Linked DNA regions of Mus musculus: region 1 is linked to region 2. Evidence: chromatin loops called from intact Hi-C (ENCODE). Cell type or tissue: heart. All regions are shown on one strand. Links, peaks and the distances in the headings refer to the core of each region. The heading gives the core; the rest is flanking DNA.

Region 1 (4,395 bases), core at 324-4,323, 120 kb after region 2:
CAGTAAGAACCAAGCTCTGAATCAAGCTTCCAGAAGGGGACTCCACGTGCCTTGAAGGGGGTTTTAAAAAAAGGAAAGGGGTTTATTCTCAATGAAACAGTTTATGCAGCTGCAGACACTTGAAATCCCCAGGAACTGGAAAACCAGGTGTACCTGGGACGGACAACCAGAGAGAGGCAGAGGTTCTCAAGAGAAACCTCTCATTTTCTAGGTCTTTCCCATAATGCCAAGGCCCGTGGAAGCTGGTTTTTGTGCTTTGTTGAGGGAAGTTTCTGCTTCCTAACCTGTATTCTGCCTCAGCCTATTAGCAGTAAGATAATCAGCCAGGGTCCTAGCTCTCAGTGGGTGGAGGGATCCTGTCTAAAGTTACACTGCCGAATGTGTAATTCTCTATGTTGGCCCATTCACATGGCCAAGATGTAGCCAGTGACTAACCCAAACTATCCTAATTTGTGGCTTCCTTAGTGAGTTTCTCCCTTCCCCTAAAGAATTTGAAGATATTTATTGTGCTAGCATGTCGACACCTTACATCTCAACCGTAAGAGTGAAGCACATAGCTGTTGCAGTAGGTCAGCTTGCTTCCGTGGAATGAATACTCACTCCATGGGCGTCCTCTGTATAACGAAGTCAGGTAAGCTTTCAACTAAATATTATTCAGGAATGCAAAGTGGCTCACGTTTATTGTCCCATGAATCCCCAGACTTCAAAAAGAAATGCCAAAATGACACAGGCTCGTTTCTGCTGATCGGCACAGGAAACGTTAGCCAAAAGCAGTCCAAGTGACAGAAAGGGTTGCAGTTCTCAGAACCCTTTTTACTAGGATCCAATTCTGAGTTCCTACAATCCCTTTGAAGACTCCCTAAGGGTTAATCAATGAGACTTTATTTATATTCATATCTGTGAAATGTACAGATGATGCCCTTTTAGAGATGGGCGCACTTCCGGTTTGCTTATGGCTGCCTGTGATCATTGGCCAGGAAAGGTGTATAGGCTGCTTGTGGGTGCCAGCCAGCCAGTTACCACAAACTAACCAGCAACGAGTCTATTCACTGGCTCGGAGACTCGCCTTTTCTCCTGGTTCTATATTCACCAGTGTTAATCTTCTGTTGGGATGTGGAGCAATAAACAACTAGAAGGTGATGGACAACTGTCATCTCACACCTAGGAGGTGGGCACAGGAAGACCAAGAGTTGAAAAACAGCTTTGTCTACATAGTAAATTCGAGACTATCTTAGACTACATGAGAGTCTGTCTCCAAAAAAAGAAAAAAAAAAAAGAAGAAGAGAAAAGAAACAAAAACAACAACAACAAAGCCCATAAACACAAAGGGATAAAGGAATATAGCCCAGGTGGTAAATGCTAAACTAGCAAGCCCTAGTTCCGTCTGTAACAGCATAAAATCAGACGGTATAGCACATGTCTCAAAAGATGACTGGGGAGGTGGGTGGTTCAGTGGGCAAAAGTGCTTTCCACACAAATGTAAAGACCTGAGATTCTTGTTAAAAGCCAAGTTTGGGCGTTGGTGGTGCACACCTTTAGCCCCAGCACTTGGGAGACAGAGGCCGGCTGATCTCTGAGTGAGGCCAGCCTGGTCTGCAGAGTGAGTTCTAGGACAGCCAGGGCTACACAGAGAAACCCTGTGTCCAAAAAACAAAATAAAGCTAATTACATAGCTAGCCTGAGGGTTCCCAGCACTCTATGGAGGAAAGGAGGGGGAGGCAATTGGGCCAGCTAGCCTGGTCTACAAAGTAGCAAAATAACACGGAGATTGTCTCAAGTGAGGGGAAAGCCACAAACCGGTACCTGAGGTTGCCCTAGGCTCTCCCTATGCGTGCCCACTTTCACACACATACAATAAGGGAGCACATGAATAAATATTAAAATACTTTTAAAATTTTATTAGTATATCTGAATCTGAAATATGCATAATTTGAATCCAGCAATCCCAGTTCTTTGGTGATAACTACCTATCACTGGCTAAGTTCCCAAAGCTGTTTACAAACTACCTGTATCGGAACTTATTTCATACACACACACACACACACACACACACACCAAACACCAAACTAAAAAAAATATACCAGGGCCAGGCGTGGTGGTACACACCTTTAATCCCAGCACTTGGGAGGCAGAGGCAGGCAGATTTCTAAATTCGAGGCCAGCCTGGTCTACAGAGTGAGTTCCAGGACAGCCAGGGCTGCACAGAGAAACCCTGTCTCGAAAAACCTAAATAAATAAATAAATAAATAATACATATATGTGTGTGGTATACAAGCACACACACACACACACACACACACACACACACACATATATATATATATAAAAAACAGAAAAGCCCACTGGGAGGCTATCAGTAAGGGCTGAATGTTTAACTATATATACAGCAAGAATTTCAAAGCATCAGGTAAGCACGACACAGGTTCTTATCTAAAAGGAGAAGGGTATTAAGCGGAGGAAAAACCAAGAAGCACAAAGACACTCAATAGATAACGTCAGTGGCATTATTAAGCAGGAGGACAGGGGACAGAAAACATAAAGACCGACCTAGTCTCCTAAACACCAGCTCCATGTCAAAGAAAAGCCCACCAAAGAATTCGACAGGAGGCAAATGAGACTCCTTAGAGAACAGATGAGATACCAGAATGTACAGGCTGGGCGGGGCATGTGTGTAGAAAAGACGTGGGCAAGCCCAAGTTCAAAAATGCATCTGGCATGAGGAGACCCAAGACTGACTGGAGCCATCCAGTTATGGAGGCCGCAGTGATAGTGTACACAGGAGATAGGCAAGAGCTAGGGTTAGACACGCGGCTCTGGGGGAAGAAAAGGAACGACCTGGCAGGAATTTGCAACTGATTAGATTAGAAGGGGAGAGGCAGACTAGAAGGAGGAATCTGGGATCCGTCCAAGTTTTTAGGCAGTTGAAAGCAACTCGGAGAACTGGGGGGTGAGAGGGGATGAGGAAGTCCACAGGGGAATCTGATATAGGATTTGAGTTCAGAAATTAGAGATACTTGGCAAAGAGGGGCAGCTCGCTGAAAAGGTCAGGACTTCGAATGCCCGCCGGAAGTTTGGAGCCGCCCGAAGCTCCAGGCTGGAGTCTCGAGGCGGAAGTAGGCAGGTGGAACGGAATTAAGCAGCTCGTCTCTAATCCTACTCTTGGCCTGCACTTCTTCGGTAATGTGATACGATTTTGTTTATTTCTTTATGACCTTCACTTCCACGAGGTGTGTGAGAATTAGTCGCTAGCACGGAGACCGACTTTGCAGGAACCGTTGTCTGTGTTATGCTGGTGAATCAACTCTGTGTAAGGCAAGACGAACTGGTTTCAATATTTTAATATCCCTTGTTTTCTCAAGGGGATCAAGGATTATATAAACGGAAATTCTAAATGAAGAGAACACACTCTCTCCCCACCCCCATCCCCATCAAACGGGGTTGGGGGGTTGGCTCTTGTGCAACCAAACGAGTTAAATAATGTATTTAGTTATTATAAATAGGTAACCTAATCCACACTTCCTAAGCTTTATCATCTAAAAGGTCTTTCTGAAGCTTAGTATGCTGATCTTTAAAAACTCCCAGTGCAGGGCCAAACTGGAATCTCTCATTACCATAACTACTTCTCTTCCAGTTAGTTAATCATTGTACCAACACCTTAGGCCAAAACAGTCATTTTGACTCAGTAATGAGCATCAGCAAGATGACTGGGCTTTACCTGAATAGGAGACCCCACTGAGCAGACTCTGATCACCAAGAGTATAGCGAGCGCCTCGGTGAACCCCTGTCTCCCGGTGAAGAAGGTGGTCCATTGGAAAATACTTGCCTAACACACAGAAGACCCAAGGTTTGAGCCCTCACCCCCATCGAAAGCCAAAGCAGCTAATCGTACAAAGAAAAGATGCTCAGACATCCTGATCTCCTGTAAGGCTGTCTGTGCATCCATTGGCGTTCTCTGGGGGTATACATAATACCACATTCAATTTCCATCTTACCACGTTTGATCTGCAGCTCCCCACCCACACCCCCGCCCCCATGCCAACTTTATACTCTGTGGAAAAGCAGCTCCTTTAAAAAAAAAAAAAACGAGATTCTGGAAGCTAGGGAGATGGCTCAGTGGGTAAGACACATGTCATGCATTCATAAGGACCTGAATTTGAATCCCCAGAGCCTGCGTAAAGCCAGGCACTGTAGCACACCGCTATACTCACAGTGTTCCTAGCAAAGCAGGTGGGAGGCAGAGACAAAGGACTGCCATGAAGGTCATAGGTCAGCCAGCCTGACCTGTGCAGCAGTGAACAACAAAGAGGCTCTCGCTGGTGTTTTCTGTCACCATTTTTGAGAAAAGGTCTCTCTGTGGAGTCCTGGAACTCCCTATGCACACCAGGCTGGCCTTGA
Region 2 (4,395 bases), core at 127-4,126:
AAAGAGGTCAGGCATCGAAAGAAAATGCACAAGTTGAATCAGCGGGGACTTGAGACTTCATCCAAGGAAGGCAGTGCCTTGATCCTGCTCTGGGATACCCAGCTTGTGAGCCCAGGACCCTCTGGCAAGCTGCTGGCTAGAGGGGCTCGCCTTCCCTCCTGCGTGTACCTGACAAAAGGTAAAGGGATCAAAGGGACTAAGGCATGGGACAGTGCTCTACAGGCCACAGAACAATCACACTAGCTCACAGCCCTGCAAGGTCGGGCTATACACAATTAGGTTTGGAGAAAAAAAATAAAACCTACCCAATTTCATCTTATTTATAGGTACCTATTCCTTTGATTGTCTACAACACAACTTCTATTATATCTTACAATTAAAAAGTAATTCTTAACCCTGTCTCGAAAAAAACAAAAAAAAAGTAATTTTTGCCATTTTCTGTAACACTGTTGTGATCAATTCTTTCACAATTGCATTTTAAAGAACAGCTACTTTTTGAAATCTCTTAGACAAATCTATTCAATCAGGAAGAAAAATTAATGCAAAGAAGAACTGAGTCAGAAGACATGATGGTCTGGAGGAAGCCCCAAACACTGCCAATATATATATATATATATATATATATCCTACATATCAGATTTCTTAATGCACAGGGCTTTTCTCCCGTTCTCCAGGCCGTGATCTTGCTCAGCAGCTCCTGTGTCAGCTCCTGTAGGCTGCTCTCAGCTACCAGGCTGGGCTTTGGGCTCATGTGAGTGAGTGAGGGGGGGGGGGGGTGAGTGTCTGTGTGTGTGGTATGTAGGCCAGAGGTTGATGTTGATGTCTGGTATCCTTGGAGATCATTTTCTACCGTATTCATTTTCACTGTTTTATGTGGATGGCTGTTTTGTCTCTGTGTAGGTTTGTGTACCACATGCATGCATAGCCTGCAGAGGACAGAAGAGGGTCCTCTTCCTCTACATAAACTTCTTGCTGGAGTCACTAGAGGGACGATAGAGGAACCCTAAAAAGCCACAGAAACTTAGTAGGGCAGCAGTTTCTGCCCTTCATGTCGTCATCAAGCTTCTCCGCCGAGGGCACCTGGGCTGCAGGTCTTCTTCAGACTCTGAAGTGTCCTTCCTCCCAGGGGACTATGACTGCAGTCCTCTTTCTGCACTCGGCTGTCTGAGCTCCTTACCAGCCCTGTCCTTCTGGTGTCTTCATCCAGAAAGGGACTTTTCACTCCTGCCCCTAAAAGAGCCTCCCCTACACACCCTGTTTCTCTTCCTTGCCCTGGGCGGCCTATCAGGCCATCACCTCTTCCTGCCTCTACTTTAGCACCAGAGGGAGATGGGCACTGCCTCCCGTGAACTCACAACTCTGCACCTGGGAAAGCATCCGAGCCAACGACCCAGTAAGACTAGTCTCTTTTCCATTCAAAAATTAAATTAAATAAATGGCACTCACACACATCCCTGCCCACTTGTTTTAAATAATCTTCAGATGCCTTAGCAACATTTAAGTAATCCAGGCACATCGGACGATTCTAGGTAAGCACCTGGAATTTGTGGGAAGCAGCAAAAATCTGTCAGCAGCAGGAAACCACAGCTTAAGGAATGCTGTGGGCGAGCTTACATACAGGAAACTGAAAGGGAGAACAGTTCTCCCTTGCCCCATGCGCTCCCACAATGAATCTGGCTTGTGCAGATGCTCTTAATCGCCACTAGAGGGCGATCTCAGCCACAGCCGCCGGGTGTACACTGCAGGTGTTACACTGGCCACAGAAATCAGGATCAGGATACACAGGATGGCTGAGAACTGAGTTTAGTGTCTTGAGAGCTCAGTTTGAACCACCCCTACTCCTGAAATAATGAAGAAGCCACAACAGAATGGAAAACAGGAAAGCTTAAGGCAAGGCAGCAAGGAGCGTTCTTTGGTGGCCACATGGGCAGCAGGAAGAAACGGAGGGTCTGGTGTTGCCGATGTACTTGATGATGACGCTATGTGAACTCTCCTTTCAGGGTGTTCCTGGACACCACCTGCCCGCTCCGACACTGAGGAGGTGTAGCTCAGAGACGAGGTCTCTGAATCAGGTTCAAGGACAGGTTGGGGACAAGCAGCAATAGAGTAAGTGTGTAGAGTGGTACAGAGCAATGACACCAGGGCACAGAGTGTGAGCTCAGCCAGAGTAGCAACAGCAGCATTAGCAGCTAGAGCCAAGCCCTGTGGTGCTGCATCTGCCTGGGAGTGAAGGGCCTGCCTGCTCCAGTGCTTGCTGTAGCAGGAGGCTCTGATCTTTAGGATACGAGGGGAGGAGCCATGAGAAAAACCAAACAAGCAAAATCAGAGATCCACTCTGTGGCACAGAGATGGGGATCTGTCCTTGACCACAGGTACTGAAAGGACATTTGTATGTACTTATTTACTTAGTGTGGAAGTGGCTTGCCATCCAAAGGACCCAAAGTCTGCACAGTACACAAATGATAAACACATCTCTTTCGGGCACTGTTCAGTCTACAGCAGACACACTGTGCAGCTAACTACGCTGCCTATTGCCCACATGGCACAAACCCCATGGCTGCTTCTCACTAAATATTATCATTATTTTATGTAAGGGCTATGTAGCGTCTGCTTCTGAGGAGTCCCAACCTGACACTAGAGATGTGACAGTCACTATGTAGAAGCCACTGAGGAGCAAACCATCCCCAGTACAAGCGTCAAGCATGCTGCCACGCCTGTAAAGGCTGCTAAGATGAGCTCTCCCCGCACACAGCCAAGGAGGAGCAGAGGGCTTTCCGGGCTCACCTGCTACAGAGGACAGCAGAGAGACAGCCTTGCATGGAAGATGTGCACGGCTACTCTAGAGTCTCCACGGCCTTAGCTCTATAACCAAAGACTCAACAAGCCCGGATCAAGGTGCTCAGGGAAGACCCTGGGTTTGTGCTGATCACGTGACCTTTAGCATCACAGAACGGCAGCGTTTCTTGAGCACGTGCACTGTGTTGGGAATCCTATGCAATCTAGAAAGTAGTCATGCTTCTGAGAGGACACATGCACCTTTTGTTAACACTACACAGTCTATTCGGAGCAGTTATGACTGTGTATCAGGGAGGGTCCTGGAACCAGCCCTTGGGACATCAAGGGGACAAGGCATGGCATTGAGTAAGTGTTGAGCAGTGTAAATGCACCAGCCTCTTACACAGCGAGCTCACCAACGCTGCCCGCTTCCTTCCACCCACTGATGAATCTCCAAACGAAAACCAGAGTGTTCTTCCTTTTGTGCCTGTTGGTGCTTGCTACCCCGACCATCCTCACACCTTAAGCTAAAACTCTGATCAGCACTAGGCAGAGAAAGCAGAGGAGGGGGGCGGGGACAACAGTGAGAACTCAGCTGAACAGGTGCAGTTGTCAGAGGATTTGCTCTGGGGACCTGCTTGTGCTCCCTAAAACCAGGATGCTGCAGCCAAACCGTGTCTCCATCAACATGACTCCCCAAATGGCGAAACTCAAATTGTTCACCCAATCAGTTATGGCAGCTTTTTGCTCCCCACCCCACTGTCAAAATGTTTTGACGTTTAAATCTAGGTATTTATTGAGAAATGGAAATTAAAAGTAAAGAGGCCAAGAATTCAGAAAGGTTCTGGGTGGATGTTTGAACGTATCTCCAGGTCTCTTGAGACACATGTGGGTTTGCTCTGGGGCAGACACTGCTCCTCCCGAGCCATCTGTGACGAGCACTGATCTGAAGGGCCAGTTTGTCACCAAACAGGCACCCTGGCATAGCGGCAGCAGTGTGGGCTCAGGGCTCTGCCACAGGTATAAGGGACTCCAGAGTCCTGCCCATCTGCCGGCGGGACTGGATAGTTTAGAATAAGTAACTCTTACACCTTCCCTCAGAAAGATAAAAAAAACTGCTCATAATGATTACCTCTGCCTCAGAAGCAGGCTTCAACTGACAAGCCACGTGCAAGAGACATCTTGTGACTGATTAAGATATCAAAGAGAGCACGCAGTCTTTTCCTTTCCTTGTGAAATTAAAAGCAATAAACATTTGACTTCTTGTGAGTGTAGAAAGAGATCAGGAAGGCTCACTTCTGCAACAGTCTAGGTCGACATCATCAGAAAGCAGCAGTTTATGGCTATTGTTATCAGACTCGCTCAATGGTGCACCGCATTCCTGATTTTATGTCAACATTCCTTAGGTATTCGACATCTGTCACGAGCTTTTCACATTCCAAACAGACACAGAGGAACCAATACTTGGGGCATAGGAGGGTGTGCTTCACTGCTCTAAAGACATTTCTCTTGCGTGAGTCTACTAACAACAAAAGCTATTTAGAGTCCCAAACCTGGGGGTCTGTCACCAGTAAGGCACAACCACAGGTCTAAGTCACCCTGTTCCCAGAAGAAAACAAA

Evidence for each region. Hi-C counts contacts between places; a loop is a spot of excess contacts. Peaks named below come from ENCODE experiments on the same cell type or tissue, not always from the same donor. Only the 100,000 strongest peaks of a DNase experiment are listed, where the experiment ranks them.
Region 1: a loop joins it to region 2, with 2.9 times the contacts of the local background. A loop is called at or near these places in 1 of 42 quality-filtered maps.

What each region holds. Positions count from the first base shown.
Region 1 is chr8:47,991,973-47,996,367 of GRCm38, forward strand. No RefSeq gene overlaps it. Among named protein-coding and RNA genes, the nearest start is that of Wwc2, 3.6 kb to the left of the region's middle. In heart, for the core only: no CTCF peak of the experiment used is centred there; a DNase peak (open chromatin) is centred at 2,789; H3K4me3 peaks cover 1,051 bases; H3K27ac peaks cover 1,698 bases.
Region 2 is chr8:47,870,833-47,875,227 of GRCm38, forward strand. All of the region lies in intron 9 of Wwc2 (WW, C2 and coiled-coil domain containing 2), which reads right to left. Among named protein-coding and RNA genes, the nearest start is that of Cldn22, 49 kb to the left of the region's middle. In heart, for the core only: a CTCF peak has its summit at 1,702 (motif pointing right); no DNase peak of the experiment used is centred there.